Linked DNA regions of Homo sapiens: region 2 is linked to region 1. Evidence: read pairs that join two places in POLR2A ChIA-PET (ENCODE). Cell type or tissue: IMR-90. All regions are shown on one strand. Links, peaks and the distances in the headings refer to the core of each region. The heading gives the core; the rest is flanking DNA.

What was found. ChIA-PET counts read pairs that join two places held together with the same protein. Peaks named below come from ENCODE experiments on the same cell type or tissue, not always from the same donor. Only the 100,000 strongest peaks of a DNase experiment are listed, where the experiment ranks them.
Region 2: POLR2A ChIA-PET joins it to region 1 with 6 read pairs; 6 of 35 experiments call an interaction of 5 or more read pairs at or near these places.

The regions. Positions count from the first base shown.
Region 1 is chr1:38,996,297-39,004,630 of GRCh38, forward strand. AKIRIN1 (akirin 1) reads left to right here. Exons shown (of 5, transcript NM_024595.3): 2 at 1,875-2,015; 3 at 4,676-4,810; 4 at 7,051-7,122; 5 at 7,749-8,334. The coding sequence ends at 7,759. Among named protein-coding and RNA genes, the nearest start is that of AKIRIN1, 9.2 kb to the left of the region's middle. RefSeq lists enhancers at 4,013-4,918, 5,786-5,955 and a silencer at 5,241-5,535. In IMR-90, for the core only: no CTCF peak of the experiment used is centred there; no DNase peak of the experiment used is centred there; H3K27ac peaks cover 550 bases.
Region 2 is chr1:39,071,340-39,079,673 of GRCh38, forward strand. No RefSeq gene overlaps it. Among named protein-coding and RNA genes, the nearest start is that of NDUFS5, 49 kb to the left of the region's middle. In IMR-90, for the core only: no CTCF peak of the experiment used is centred there; a DNase peak (open chromatin) is centred at 4,932.

The DNA of each region.
Region 1 (8,334 bases), core at 26-8,025:
TGGTCAGGCTGGTCTCGAACCTCAGGTGATCCACCTGCCTAGGCCTCCCAAAGTGCTGGGATTACAGGCGTGAGCCACCATGTACAGGCTTTTTTTCTTTTTTTTAATACTGGGTCTCGTTATGTTGCCCAGGCTGGCCTCAAGTGATCCTCCCACCTTGGCCTTCCAAAGTGCTGGATTACAGGCATGAGCCACAGTGCCTGGCCCATAGCACTCTTGTTTTTTTGTTTTGTTTTTCTATTTTTTTTTTGAGGCAGAGTCTTGATTGTGTTTCCCAGGCTGGAGTGCAGTGGCACAATCTCGGCTCAGTGCAACCTCCACCTCCCCGGTTCAAGAGATTCTCCTGCCTCAGCTTCCTGAGTAGCTGGGACTACAGGCACGTGCCACCACGCCTGGCTAAATTTTTTTATTTTTAGTAGAGACGGTGTTTCACCATGTTAGCCAAGATAGTCTCGATTTCATGACCTTGTGATCTGCCTGCCTCAGCCTCCCAAAGTGCTGGGATTACAGGCATAAGCCACCATACCCAGCTGGCCCATAACACTCTTAAAGCATCTCCTACATTGTTCTAGTATTTAGGCTGAAAGTTAGGGACTTTGACTATGTGTGGAACCACTTGAATTCATGTCAGTTCCTGGACTGTACTGTCACTTGTTATGACATTATTGTTACCTTTAGTTTTTATTTTTACAACCTTATCAGGTAGGTATTTAATGTTTACATTGAAGAAGTAAAGATCCTGAATAACTTCTCAAGGTTATAGTCACACAGCTAGTAAGAAGCAAAGTGGCATTGTTAATACCTCCCACCATTAAAAAAAAAAAGGTGGTTATAGCAAAGTATACACTAGAATAATTTGAGTTGTTTGAGATGGATACAGGTATCTCTTTTTTTAAATTAGTAGGTACAAACAAAGAACTTGAAAACCACATCCTTTTAGATTCTTTGTTGTTTCTAGGAGTGTATTTCAAGGTGGTTAGTAATTTGTGTTTCCTGGGCTCCCTTTAATAGTGTTAGCAAATTTGCTTTGTGATTACCTTGACTTATAATCTCCCCACACACTGAGTTGCCTCTTAGGATCAGAAAATTATTTTCTAAGCCCTGACCATCACTTCTAGGCATTAAATCTCAGTTCTTTCCTTGGTCGATGTCCACACTGTAAACATAATGGTTTCTGCTGCCCCCTTTCCCAAAGTTTATTTTGATTTGTTTTTTAGATAAATCACCCAGGCTCCCTTGTGGTTTTTTTTTGAGACGAGATTTTGCTGTGTTGTTCAGGCTAGTCTCCTGGGCTCAAGGGATCCTCCCGCCTCCCCCTGCAGAGTAGCTGGGATTACACCCAGCTTTGGAGCCACCACTTCCAGCTCCAAAGATGCTTTTTTAAAGTCCCATATGGGACAAGAGCTTCCTTGTTAGAAGGTCTTGGGCAGTATGAGACTCACCCCTTAATACCCTAGGTTGTGAAATTGCGAAATTTAAAGGAGATTAAAAAATAATCCCTGTTAGGTAAACAGAGGTTTCTTTTACTGTAAATTGTACTAGTTAACCATCCAGCTAACTGCAGATCTTGTGTTCTTTGCCACAGGAAAACAAGTAAAGGGAACTCTGTCTGGTTTATGCCAAAGTAGCTATTCTTTTATGCATTGTTGAAATAGTGGCAATAAGAACATACTGTCTTTGAAGCCACTGGGGAGTGCTTGGTACGGTATAAACGTTTTGCTTGTTTATGTCGGGGGAGGGGGAGATTGAGACCTACATGCCAAAGGGAGTATCTAAAGTCTAGTCAGAAGATCTTTGTCTCTTCCCACTTCTGAAGAAAGTTTGAAGAAATGAGACAATAAAGTGAAAGCTCAAGTTTGTTTCTTTTTTATTAGAGCAAATTTTTCAGAACATAAAACAAGAATATAGTCGTTATCAGAGGTGGAGACATTTAGAAGTTGTTCTTAATCAGAGTGAAGCTTGTGCTTCGGAAAGTCAACCTCACTCCTCAGCACTCACAGCACCTAGCTCTCCAGGTAAGCCCACTTTGATCTGCAAAATTCGCATTAAGAGTTTGTAAATGGTACTTATAATGATGAATCTAGAATTGGCCTCCTCTAATGTAATAGAATTGCTAACGGGGATGTATTAATATTTACAGATATTTTTAAAACTATACAGTCATGAAATTGGAAGAAACCTCACATTGATTTGATGTGCTTCCATCCACCCAATACAAGAATATCTTCCTGTATAACTGCAATGTGTAATATTGTAGCCAGGGTGCAATAAATAGCCACATGTGGGCTATTTAATTTTAAACTAATTAAAATTAGATAAAATTTTGGCCGGCTGAGGTGGCTCATGCCTGTAATCCTAGCACTTTGGGAGGCTGAGGCAGGCGGATCTCCTGAGGTCAAGAGTTCAAGACCGGCCTGGCCAACATGGCAAAACCTCATCTCTACTAAAAATACAAAAAAATTAGCCAGGCATGGTGGCTCGCAGCTGTAATCCCAGCTACTCGGGAGGCTGAGGTTGCAGTGAGCTGAGATGACACCATTGTACTCCAGCCTGGGTGACAGAGTGAGTCTCTGTCTCAAAAAAAAAAAAAGTTTTTTTAAAATTCTGTTCCTCAGGTTCAGTAGTCACATTTCAGGTACTCATTAGCCACATATGGCTGTTGTATTGTACATGCAGTTACGAGATATTTCCATAATTGCAGAAAGCTCTGTTCAACAGGGGCTGCTCATTATTGACAAATGGTCAAAGAGGATGTGCTAAAAAATAGAATCTCAAGGTTGGAGACAGTCTTCATGGTCATGTAGTGACTCAGTTTTGCCTGCCATATTGCCTCCTGTTGGGGTTCAACAGCCCAGTGTTTGACCATCTCCAGTGGTGGTGAAATCTGTCTCCTTTAACAGTAGAAGAGTCTTATTTCCTCACAAAGTATTCTACTTAACAGTTCTAAAGGTTAAAAGTTACCTTGGTTAAAAAATGTCTCCTTACAAAATATAAACTGGGGTTTGCCCGGAATTAGGGTTAGGGGAGAATGAGGAGATATTGCTTGATGGGTAAGGGGTTTTAGTTTTTGTAGTGATGGAAGTGTTCTGGAACTAGAAGTGGTGGTAGTAGTGTAACATTTTGATTATGCTAAATGCCACTGACTTGTTTGCTTTAAAGTGATTACTTTTATGTTACGTGACTTTTACCTCAACAAATTATTATTTTTTAATCCAGAGTTCCTGGCTCTGGAACTGCACCCTTTCTGATTGCTCTTGCACATACATGATAAACCTGTCAGTGGTTACAACTAGCACTATTCTCTTGAGATTTCAGTAATATAATTTTAAAGTAATGGGATATGTTATGGTTAACAAAACAGTTACAAATAATGACTAGTGAGATGTTTTGGTTAGATTTTATTTGTAGAGAAAAAAATATCCTTGAGTTAGTTTAAGCAAAAAATTGTTTCAGTGTGTTAAATGGCTTACTGGCTAACAAATGGCCAAAGAAACAGATTTTAGCCTGAGCTTTGAGGAACACCTGAGAACAGGGCTGCTGCCCATGTTTTTTTGTTTTGTTTTGTTTTTTTGTTTTTGTTTTTTGTTTTTTGTTTTTTTGGGTTTTTCTTGAGATTTGCTCTGTCGCCCAGGCTGGAGTGCAGTGGCGTCATCTCAGCTCACTGGAACCTTCACCTCCCAGGTTCAAGCAATTCTTCTGTCTCAGCCTCCCGAGTAGCTGGGACTACAGGCGCCCACCAGCATACCCAGCTATTTTTTTGTATTTTTAGTAGAGGCGGGATTTCACCATGTTGGCCGGGCTGGTCTCGAACTCCTGACCTCAAGTGATCAACCCGTCTTGGCCTCCAAAGTGCTGGGATTACAGGCGAGAGCCACCATGCCTGGCCAGGGCTGCTGCTTTTATCATGATCAGAAAGCCACTTGTGGGATTTGTTCACTTGCCAGCTCCAGAACCAGGCTGGTAGAAGCTTATCCCTGTGACTTATCTCTGTACTGAATTCAAATCTTCTGTGAGTGAACCTGATTAGGAGAACCTTTTTTTTCTTTTTCTTTTTTTTTTTTTTTTTGAGTCCGTTTTGCTCTTGTTGCCCCGTTTGGAGTGCATGCAGTTGTGTGATCTCGGCTCACTGCAATCTCCGCCTCTCAGGTTCAAGCGATTCTCCTTTCTCAGCCTCCCAAGTAGCTGGAATTACAGGTGCCCATCACCACGTCCAGCTAATTTTTTGTATTTTAAGTAGAGACAGGGGTTTCTCCATGTTGGTCAGGCTGGTCCCGAACTCCCAACCTCAGGTGATCCGCCCACCTCGACCTCCCAGAGTGCTGGGATTACAGGCATGGCCACTGCGCCCGGCCTTTTTTTCTTTTTTCTTTTTTTTTTGAGATGGCGTTTTACTCTTGTTGCCCAGGCTGGAGTGCAGTGGCACAATCTTGACTCACTGCAACCGCCACCTCTCGGGTTCAAGCAATTCTTCTGCCTCAGCCTCCCGAGTAGCTGGGATAATGGGCATGCCCTACCACGCCCAGCTAATTTTGTATTTTTAGTAGAGACTGGGTTTCTCCACGTTGTCAGGCTGGTCTCCACCTCAGATGATCCGCCTGCCTTGGCCTCCCAAAGTGCTGGGATTATAGGTGTGAACCACCGCACCTGGCCCAAACTCACTTTTTCTTTTGGCCAGGTTCCTCATGGATGAAGAAGGACCAGCCCACATTTACCCTCCGACAAGTTGGCATAATATGTGAGCGCCTCTTAAAAGACTATGAAGATAAAATTCGGGAGGAGTATGAGCAAATCCTCAATACCAAACTAGCAGGTAGGCCCAGGCAGTGACTGCCATTGTCATTAACAGGGTTCAGTTAAAAATTAACACCAGTTAAATAACTTAGAAAAAGAGAGTAGGACCTCATGCAAGGGAGTTTATTGAGTTGCGGGTATGGAAGTTACTCTTTGGTGATTGTAAACACATCATTTATACATTATATGGAAGGACTTTTTTTTTTTTTTTTTTTTGGGACAGAGTTTTGCTCTTATTTTCCAGGCTGACACCACAACCTCCGCCTGCCAGGTTCTAACGATTCTCCTGCCTCAGCCTCCAGAGTAGCTGGGATTACAGGCATGCGCCACCATGCCTGGCTAATTTTTTTGTATTTTTAGCAGAGAGGGGGCTTCTCCATGTTTGTCAGGCTGGTCTCAAACTCCTGACCTCAGGTGATCCGCCCACCTTGACCTCCCAAAATGCTTGGATTACAGGCGTGAGCCACCGCGCCTGGCCAAGACTTTGTTTTTTAAATAGAGGCAAGGTTTTGCTGTGAGCCCAGCTCTAGGAGTCTCCAGCTCCAGGCCTCAAGAAGTACTCCACCTCAGCTTCCCAGAGTGCTGGCATTACAGGAGTGCTACACACCTTGCCCAGTGGGAGGGATTTTTCATTTGCATTTCTGAAAAGAAACAAACCAAGCTCTTGCAAGAATTTTCCATATCAATGAAGGCATTGAGTAGGCCATTTGGGCTAGCTGGCTGGTAAACAGATGGTTGTGATACTGTACTAAACTCTCAACAGGTGTTGTGGAAGAGTTCAGTAACATATTCAAACTTCCTAGTTAAGAAGTCATAGTTATGGATGTGGCGAGTTGGGTGTGATTTGGGAGGAACAGTAGAGTAAAAGCAAGGCTAGGGCAGGTTAGAACAAAGATAGTGATTAATGATGGCAACAATTAAAGCCTTTTGTGAAAGAAAGAGATCTGAATCAGAAATAGGAAATAGTACCTGTTTAGTGAAAGTGGATAATATTCCACATTAAACCACAGTACTCTATGTCAAGCACAAATCTCATCATACTCCTTTTCTGATTAAAGTCCTCAGCTGTACCCTATGGGATATAGGTCAAGATCTGTTGCTTAGGGTGACAGTGTGAGTAATTAAGAAATTTATGGGCAGCTTTCATGCTTTGCTGCTGTGTAATCATCAGAGAGTGAAGAAGCACAACTTTTTCCTGTAACACTATTGTTTCCTAGTCTGGTGACCCATACAACGTGGTTCCTCAGAATATTAATAGATCTGTTTTACATTGGGAGCTGTTGGGTTAAGCAAAGTTAAATGAGTTCCTTTATAGTAGAACTACTTTGATCCTTTAATATGTATTATAAGAAGAAGGTCTAGGCCGGGCGCAGTGGCTCACGCCTGTAATCCCAGCACTTTGGGAGGCCGAGGCGGGCAGATTACAAGGTCAGGAGATCGAGACCATGCTGGCTAACACGGTGAAACCCCGTCTCTACTAAAAATACAAAAAATTAGCCGGGCATGGTGGTGAGCACCTGTAGTCCCAGCTACTCGGGAGGCTGAGGCAGGAGAATGGCGTGAATCGGGGAGGCAGAGGTTGCAGTGAGCCAAGGTTGCGCCACTGCACTCCAGCCTGGGTGACAGAGTGAGACTCCATCTCAAAAAAAAAAAGAAGAAGCTCTAATATATCATTCCCTCTCCCACTCCCACCATAATACTGTTTCAGTCAGCTGGTTCTGAGTCACTTCTTTGTTCACAGATGTCAGGCTACCTTCTTCCTTTCTACTCAGTTTCCCCTTAAAAGGTGGTACTTCTGTGGAACTGTTTGCAGTTAGATGGTATAGATTTTCACTTAGCTTTCTAGCCATCCCACACTTCTTCCACTCATGTTTTTCACTCAATGTGTGTTGAAATTTATAACAAGGAAAGAGTTTCAAAGATTCATGTCCCATGGGAGATGGGCTGAAATTTCCTGGCTATGGTAGTGAGCTATTAATAGGAGATAGAGTTATGTCACGGGGGAGAGGTTATCAGGAAAATACCATTATATACCATCAGTGACCCATTCTAGAAGCCAAGGATTTGGCTCTGGGTTCTAAGAGGAACAGATCTCAGTGACCTTTATATAAGGTCACTGGACTTTAATACAAGGACCTTTATAAAGAGGGCCTGAGAGGGTGAAGAATTCAAACTGGGAAGCTATTTGTGATCCTGACGCTTGATTCTTAAAAATTGAGGGAGAGTTGCTGAGGATAAGTATGTACTGTCTTCTCACAGAACAATATGAATCTTTTGTGAAATTCACACATGATCAGATTATGCGACGGTATGGGACAAGGCCAACAAGCTGTAAGTATTGCCACATTTTCTTTGAATTTTCTAAGTTTCAAGAGCAAAATTTCTACACTGAAACTTCTCTCCTCAGAGTAAAAAGTCCCTGTGAAGTAAAATGTGCCCAGCACTATGCTAAGAGTATTAAATCCACACCAAAGCTTATATAAGCCTCACAGTGACCCTATGAGGGAGTACTATTATTAGCTCCATTTTACTGGTAAAGATAGCATTTAAAGAGGTTAAATAATTTGCCCAAGCTTATACAGCTAGTGGTTCAGCTAGGATTAAAATCTAGGTAGTCTGACTTGAGCACCAATTTGTTACCTGTCTTTTCTCCAGAAAGATAGTTTCAGTTGTTAATTTATGAAAGTTGATTCCTTAAGTTAGTTTATCAAGTGTGGTCAGGATTTCTTATTCTAAATAATTTGCAACTACCAGATATTCAAAGCATAAAATATTAACAGTTGTATATCTAACTGAATTTCAGTCAGGTTCCTTAAATTCTTGATCTTTAGTATCTTTTAAGTGGTGAGTCATCGTTCATGCTATTTCTCACATTTACTGTTAGTGAAAATTTTTAAAGCATGACACTACAGTTTTTAGTATTCTTACCCTTTTTGTTTTTTATTCTTAATTTACAGATGTGTCATGAAGCTTTGTCACATATCTGGGTACCAGGTTTGACCTCAAGAGATGGCTGCTGTACACTTTTTGCAACTGGTTTGATGTCACATTTCAGCTCCAACTTTGCATCCTGAGAACACTTAAACGTTTCTGCAGGTCCATTTTATACAACTTGAAAGACCGTAAAACTTTCTGGTTGCCACAAGCATATCTTTCTTTTCTGCTCATCCAATAAACAGCTGTGCCCTACTGTGATAGATTTTCCAAACAAAAATACCTGGAGCAGCAGTTTAGCAAAATATGCCTTCAGTGGCATTCAACAAATGGAGTTTCCCCAAGCACAGTTCTGTAAGAAGTGCGTGTGAGAGTGTGTGTATATGTGTGTATGTGTATTTTAAGTTATTATTTGTATTGTGCAAAAATTTTTTTTTGATCTTGGGGATTCTGGCTGTGAATTTGGTGCACGACAATTATGGTAAAAAAACATTTGCTTGGTCTAAAGAAGATCATTAATGTTTTGTGACCATACAAGTTGTAACAGTGGATTGTTTTTATGTGTAGGTATTGTTAAATACAGGGACTGTTTCCAGGCACAGAATATGA
Region 2 (8,334 bases), core at 114-8,113, 75 kb after region 1:
GACTTTTTTTAAAGCTGATACTGGCCATGGATTTGTGCCATCAAATATCTATGAGTTGGGTGAATTTTCTCTCCCCTTGAGGTTCCAAGATGAACCTGGGGCTTCTGTGCCTGTTAGAAAGTGACACTCTTTACTTACCACAGGTCAGAAACCCTGTACATGAACTGTGTACACAAAATATGAGGCCAGTTTTTCCAACGGCTTTATTGGGTCCATAAGTCAAGTTTTATTCCTTAAAGGAAAGCAGACCATTCCAGTCAAAGCCTTGGTTAAAATAACCAGTTTCTCCAATAGTGTCCTGTTACAAATGAAAACAGATTCTTATTGCATTTATGCAAATAACTGTATTGCCATAAGTTAAGAATACTCACAAATACTTTCTAAATTCTGGAGAAATCAGGTAGAGAGAAACAAATATTCTCCAAATTTTGTTCATGGGAGTATACTAAATTGTTAAAACCTATCAATAGCTCAAGAAAAAAGTTTTAAGACTCTGAAAAACAAAACAAAGGATCAGCAACATTTTAAGTCAAAAGTCAAAAGATTAGTTCAGTCCATGCAGTTAATTTCTGTTCTGCTTGATACTCATCAACATTTTAGCTCTCCATGAGTCCTGAAAGTTTTTCCTCTATTCTGATGTCACAATCTCCAAAGTTATCAGAAGCCTGCATCCAGGAGCACCTGTTAAGAGTTTTTGATTATAAAGCCACCTTCTAAAGAGAACCAAAACAAGACAATTGTCTGTGGATGACAAAAAGTTCTAGGACAGCCATAGTCAAAAACACAATTGAAAAGGAAATTTGTTGGGGGATGGGGAGGTGGCTCAAACCTGTAATCCCAGCACTGTGGGAAGCCAAGGCAGGTGGGTCACCTGAGGTCAGGAGTTCGAGACCAGCCTGGACAACATGGTGAAACCCCATCTCTACTAAAAATACAAAAATTGGCCAGGTGCAGTGGCTCACATCTGTAATCCCAGCACTTTGGGAGGCCAAGGCAGGAGGATGACAGGAGTTCAAGATCAGCCTGTTCAGCATGGTGAAACCCCGTCTCTACTAAAAAAATACAAAAAATAGGCTGGGTGCAGTGGCTCACACCTCTAATCCCAGCATTTTGGGAGGCTGAGGCTGGTGGATCACCTGAGGTTGGGAGTTCAAGACCAGCCTGACCAACATGGAGAAACCCCCTCTCCACTAAAAATACAAAATTAGCTGGGTGTGGTGGCACATGCCTGTAATCCCAGCTACTCAGGAGGCTGAGGCAGGAAAATTGCTTGAACCCAAGAAGTGGAGGTTGCAGTGAGCCGAGATCGCGCCACCACACTCCAGCCTAGGTGACAGAGCAAGACTCCATCTCAAAAAAAAGAAAAAAACAACAAAAAAAGGCCGGTCGTGGTGTCTCACACCTGTAATCCCAGCACTTTGGGAGGCCAAGGCAGGCAGATCATGAGGTCAAGAGTTTGAGCCATCCTGCAAACATGGTGAAACCCCATCTGTACTAAAAATACAAAAATTAGCTGGGCCTGGCTGGGCGTGGTGGCTCACACCTGTAATCCTAGCACTTTGGGAGGCCGAGGCGGGTGGATCGCGAGGTCAGGAGATCAAGACCATCCTGGCTAACACAGTGAAACCCCATCTCTACTAAAAATAAAAAAAAATTAGCTGGGTGTGGTGGCGGGCACCTGTAGTCCCAGCTACTCGAGAGGCTGAGGCAGGAGAATGACGTGAACCCAGGAGGCCCAGCTGGCAGTGAGCCGAGATCGCGCCACGGCACTCTAGCCTGGGCGACAGAGCGAGACTCCATCTAAAAAAAAAAAAATTAGCTGGGCCTGGTGTCGTGGACCTGTAGTCTTAGCTCCTTGGGAGGCTGAGGCAGGAGAATCACTTGAACCTGAGAGGCGGAGGTTGAAGCGAGCCAAGATCATGCCATTGAGCTCCAGCCTGGCGACAGAGCAAGACTCCATCTCAAAAAGAAAAAAGAAAAAGGAAATTTGTTACCTCTGTGGCACACAATAATTTTAACATAACAATTATGATTATTACTGATAATATACACTAAGTTATATCAGAATTATAGGAGCTTCCCATAATTTTGGAACACATGCCAATAACATATTTGTACAAATACAGCCCAAAGAAAAACCAATACCATTTCATATTTGACAATGCTTCCTGTATAAATTTTGTACCAAATAAGTCAAATTATGTTATTTTTTGGACTTTAGGGAACCTAATGTCTTAAAGGATTTATTTAGGTCAGAAAAAGACATAATTCATCATTTGATTTTGAGAAGTTTGTCAAATATCAAAGGTTTTAAACACTTGATATCACAAAATAGAAACACAGGTCATTGTAAAATAAGTCATTCATTTAACCAAAGTGATAACTCATGGATTTCAAAAAAAGCCAAGAATCTTTATTCTTTAAGAGAGGAGACTTAATTTTCCAAACAATAAGCGCTAATAAAAACAGCGTGAAGCCAATTAAATTTGTTTTTCAAAATCTTATAAACATTCTATTAAATTTTAATCTTGACCATAAGATATAGCTTCCATAATCCTTTTATAACCTTTATTAAGGAGTTGGTTAATGCTTCAAGAAAACCTTGTTAATCTGGGCCGGGCGCGGTGGCTCACGCCTGTAATCCTAGCACTTTGGAAGGCGGAGGCGGGCGGATCACAAGGTCAGGAAATCAAGACCATGCTGGCTAACACAGTGAAACCCCGTCTTTACTGAAAATACAAAAAAATTATCCGGGCGTGGTGGCGGGCGCTTGTAATCCCAGCTACTCCGGAGCCTGAGGCAGGAGAATGGTGTGAACCTAGGAGGCGGAGCTTGCAGTGAGCTGAGATAGCGCCACTGCACTCCAGCCTGGGAGACAGAGTGAGACTCCGTCTCAAAAAAAAAAAAAAAAAGAAAACTTTGTTAATCTGACACAGGGGCCCATATGCTGGTCTTGCATTAGTATGCCTTTTGACATTAAGGATTTATAGAGAAACTGAACTTATTTTATCTTTCAAAATTAACCCTTACAATCTTACAATCACTTCTCCCTGGGCCTTGAGGAGTTGAAATAGCTTTAATTTCTGGCCCTGTGTCTCAAAAATGCAGTTTATTTTGATGGGCATCTTCTACAGGGCCTGAAGCTGAGGCCTTTTTTTTTTTTTGAGACAGAGTTTCCCTCTTGCTGCCCAGGCTGGATTGCAATGACGAGATCTCTGCTCACTGCAACCTCCGCCTCCTGGGTTCAAGTGATTATCCTGCCTCAGTCTCCTGAGTAGCTGGGATTACAGGCATGTCACACCACGCCCGGCTAATTTTGTATTTTCAGTAGAGACGAGGTTTCTCCATGTTGGTCAGGCTTGTCTCAAACTCCCGACCTCAGGTGATCTGCCTGCCTTGGCCTCCCAAAGTGCTGAGATTACAGGCGTGAGCCACCGTTCCCGGGGAAGATAAGGCTTTAATTGCTGTCAGTGCTTAAGATTCAGCAGGACTTGGTGTCCTTTTTAGATACAGGAGTCAAAGCCCTTTAATTCAATGTCACAAGGACTTTTTTTTTTAAGATGGAGTTTCGCTCCTGTAACCCAGGCTGGAGTGCAGTGGCACAATCTTGGCTCACTGCAACCTCTGCCTCCTGGGTTCAAGCGATTATCCTGCTTCAGCCTCCCGAGTAGCTGGGATTACAGGCGCCCACCACCACGCCCGGCTAATTTTTGTATTTTTAGTAGAGACGGGGTTTCACCAGGTTGGCCAGGCTAGTCTCGAACTCTTGACCTCAGGTGATCCACCTTCCTCAGCCTCCCAAAGTGCTGGGATTGCAGGCATGAGCCACCATGCCTGGCCTGTCACAAGGACTTTAAAAGTACATACAGGAAGACACATGGATGTAATAACCTTAATATTAAAAATTTTTTATTTTATCTAAGTTTTTTTTCCTAAGCAAACCAAAACATAATAATAATATTTGGTCTTTCTGGTTTGTCCTGAACATCCCATCTTCTTCTTTTTTTTTTTTTTTGAGATGGAATACTGCTGTGTCACCCAGGCTGGAGTGCAGTGGTACGATCTCAGCTCACTGCAACCTCCACCACCCAGGTTCAAGCGATTCTTCTGCCTCAGCCTCCAAGTAGCTGGAATTACAGGCATGTGCCACCACGCACGGCTAATTTTTGTATTTTTAGTAGAGATGGCGTTTCACCATTTTGGACAGGCTGGTCTCAAACTCCTGACCTCAGGTGATCAACCTGCCTCGGCCTCCCAAAGTGCTGGGATTACAGGTGTGAGCCACCGCGCCCAGCTCATCCCGCCTTCTCAAACAACCAGTCATTTTATTTTAGGACTAAAATTTACCATATTTTTCCTCATATAAAATTATTTCTCTTTAAGCTTTCTTGCCACACACACAGGAAAATACCTTTTTATAACTTTCTTTACATGTATTTTTATTTTCTGGTTCTTCTTACCTTGTTTAATGTTTTTTCATTTTTGTTTTGTTTTTTTGAGGCAGAGTCTCACACTGTCGCCCAGGCTGGAGTGCAGTGGCGTGATCTCTGCTCACTGCAAGCTCTGCCTCCTGGGTTCACGCCATTCTCCTGCCTCAGCCTCCCTAGTAGCTGGGACTACAGGCACCCGCCACCACGCCCGGCTAATTTTTTGTATTTTTAGTAGAGACGGGGTTTCACCTTGTTAGCCAGGATGGTCTCGATCTCCTGGCCTCGTGATCCGCCCGCCTCGGCCTCCCAAAGTGCTGGGATTACAGGCATGAGCCAGCAAGCCTGGCTCATTTTTGTATTTTTTGTACAGACGGGGTTTCACCATGTTAGGCAGGCTGTTCTCGAACTCCTGACCTCCTCATCCGCCTGACCTCCTCATCCGCCTGACCTCCTCATCCGCCTGCCTTGGACTCCTAAAGTGCTGGGATTACAGGCATGAGTCACCTGGCCCGGCATGTCTGATTCGTTTTTGAATCACCAGTACAAAGCTAGATGTTGTTCTTTTTGTGAAAAGTTGCCCCTTCAGGCCCCAAAGAGGACCTTATCAGGCATTTGGCGTATGAAGTTCCAAGGCCACTTGCTTCTGGAGGGAATGAGTAGTGGCCTGCAGTTGAAATGAGATAGAGTGGTGGGGAGCACTCATCAGACCTGTGGGATGTTGTGGACGGAAATAATTTTTAAGTGCCTGCACCTCTACCATCCTGTGAATCCTCAAGGACAAGGACCTGATTGGAGTCACTTCTGTGTTCCCGACAGAACCCAGAACTCTCCCCAGGACATAGCATTCCTCAATAAAAGATTGCTGAAATGAACCGAAGCCCAGTAGCTCAAGGTTACTGGCCAGCTGCCAGTGGCGAAAAGCTTGGCGAATCTCCCCAGCAGCTCAGTCCCAGGGTAGCACTGTTGGAGCTGGAGAAACAGCCCTGGAAAGACACAGCTGAATGTCCTAAGTCCAACATCCAGAAGCTTCCAGAAGCTCCACTCACAGCATGAATAATTTAGGACAGGACTGGTGGTCAGATTTGGGAAGGGCATTGAGGTTGGAGAGGAGAACTTCTTAGGTGCCCTCTCAGCCGGGCAGCTGGGCCTTCTGGCTTCCCAGGTGACTGCACAGCCTCCGTGAGCCCTCCCAGCTGGCCCTGGCTGCTGAGACCCTGCCCACAGGACCTGGCCCTGTGGAGGTTCAATTTCACACCCAGGCCCCCCACACTCTTCCTGTGCATGCAGCTTGGCTTCCCTTGGTATTCATCTTCCCCTCTCACCAGGGAAGGACTGTGGCACTTACTTCTCTTCTTCTCCTTCTTCTTCTTTCTTCCTCTTCCTCTTCTTATTCTTATTTGTAGACAGGGTCTTGCTGTGTTGCCCAAGGTGGTCTCAAGCTCCTGGAGGCCTCAAGTGATCATCTCACCTCAGCCTCACAAAGCAGTGGAATTACAGGCATCAGCCACTGTGACTTGACACTCATTTATTTATTTATTTATTTTCTAAGACAGAGTTTCGCTCGTCGCCCAGGCTGGAGTGCAATGGCGCAATCTCAGCTCACTGCAACCTCTGCAGTGAGTTCAAGCGATTCTCCTGCCTCAGCCTCCCGAGTAGCTGGGATTACAGGCACCCACCACCCCCCAGCTAATTTTTGTATTTTCAGTAGAGATGGGGTTTCACCATGTTGGCCAGGCTGGTCTCAAACTCCTGATCTCAGGTGATCTGCCCGCCTCGGCCTCCCAAACTGCTGGGATTACAGGCGTGAGTCACTGCGCCCAGCGACACTCATTTCTAAGTTGAAAATGATTCTTCAGCTTCATGCCTTAGTGCCTTCTAGCCCCCCTCACAGGATCTTTTTTATTTTTATTTTTTAAATTTTATTTTTTATTTTTTTGAGGCAGAGTTTAGCTCTTGTTGCCCAGGCTGGAGTGCAATTGCGCGATCTCGGCTCGCCGCAACCTCCACCTCCCCAGTTCAAGCGATTCTCCTGCCTCAGCCTCCCGGGTAGCTGGGATTACAGGCATGCGCCACCATGCCTGGCTAATTTTGTATTTTTAGTAGACATGGGGTTTCTCCATGTTGGTCAGGCTGGTCTTGAACTCCTGACCTCAGGTGATCAGCCCACCTTGGCTTCCCAAAGTGCTGGGATTACAGGCATGAGCCACCGTGCCCGGCATATTTTTAAAATTTATTTGTTTGTTTCCTTTTTTGAGATGGAGTCTCGCTTTGTTGCCCAGGCTGGAGTGCAGTGGCACGGTCTCAGCTCACTGCAACCTCCGCCTCCCAGGTTCAAGCGATTCTCCTGCGTCAGCCTCCTGAGTAGCTGGGATTACAGGCACATGCCACCACACCCAGCTAATTTTTTTTTTTTTTTGAGATGGAGTCTTGCTCTGTCGCCCAGGCTGGAGTGCAGTGGCATGATCTCAGCTCACTGCAACCTCCGCCTCCCGGGTTCAAGCGATTCTCCTGCCTCAGCCTACTGAGTAGCTGGGATTACAGGTGTGTGCCACCACACCCAGCTAATTTTTGTATTTTTAGTAGAGACGGGGTTTCACCATGTTGACCAGGCTGGTCTCGAACCCCTGAACTCAGGTGATCTGCCCATCTCTGCCACCCAAAGTGCTGGGATTACAGGTCTGAGACACCGCACCCGGCCTACTCTCTGCCTCTATGAGCTCAATATTTTTAGGTTCCACATGTAAGTGAGATTAGGCAGTATTTATCTTTCTGTGCCTGGCTTATTTCACTTAACAGTGTCCTCCAGGTTAATCCATGTTGTCACAAATGACAGGATTTCTTTCTTTCTTTCTTTCTTTCTTTCTTTTTTTTTTGAGACAGTGTCTTGCTCTTGCCCAGGCTGGAGTACAGTGGCTTGATCACAACTCACTGTAGCACTGTAGCTTCAAAATCTCCTGGGCTCAAGTGATCCTCTTGTCTTAGCCTCCAGAGTAGTTAGGACTACAGGTGGGAGCCACTATGCCCAGCTAATTTATTTTTATTTTTTATTTTTTTGTACAGTTGGGGTCTCCCCATGTTGCCCAGGCTGGTCTCAAACTCCTGGCCTCAAGCAATTCTCCCACCTTGGCCTCCCAAAGTGTTGGGATTACAGGTGTGAGCCACCACACCCAGCCAGGATTTTCTTCTTTTTAAAGGCTGAATAGTATTCTATTGTCCCATAGGGACTTTAGAATCAGGCTGTAGAATTCTCTGGTGCTGAGGCCTCTGCAGGCTTCTGTGGAGAAGATATCCCACAGAGGGACCTGCACTTAGGCAGGTTACAACTGTGGTCTCCTGATCTTTCTCCGGAAGCCCCAGAGGTACCTGTGGTCTAAGGAAAAGAACCCTTGGCTGAGTCATAGGACCTAGATTCTTTGCCTTCGCTTCAGACAGTAGAGAGCAGTGGTTAAAGCATGAGATTTGGAGACAGGCTTGGATGAGAACCCCAGCTCCAACACTAGTTTGCTTTGTGGACTTCAGCAAGTCATTTAACCTCTTGAAGTCTCTGTTTCCTTATTTGTAAAATGAGAATAATAAAGGTAACTACTGTACAGGGTTTTTGGGAAGACTTAATGAGATAATATACACAAAACGCCCAGGACATTGCCTAGCACTTAGTAGGAGTTTTGTAAATGGTGGTTGCTTGCCCTTAATATGAAACAGTGCCTGCAAACACAGAACCTTAGCAAGTTTCAGTGAGTGGAAAACATCCCTTCCCATCTCTATCGTCCCTGCTCCAGTTGACAGCCTCATTACCTTTGGCTGGGACTAGTACAGTAGCCTCCTAGCGTAACCATCCACACCCATCTGGTACCTGTCCTTGGGTTACTTTTGCTGTTACTTTGACACCTTTCTTGGCTGCTTA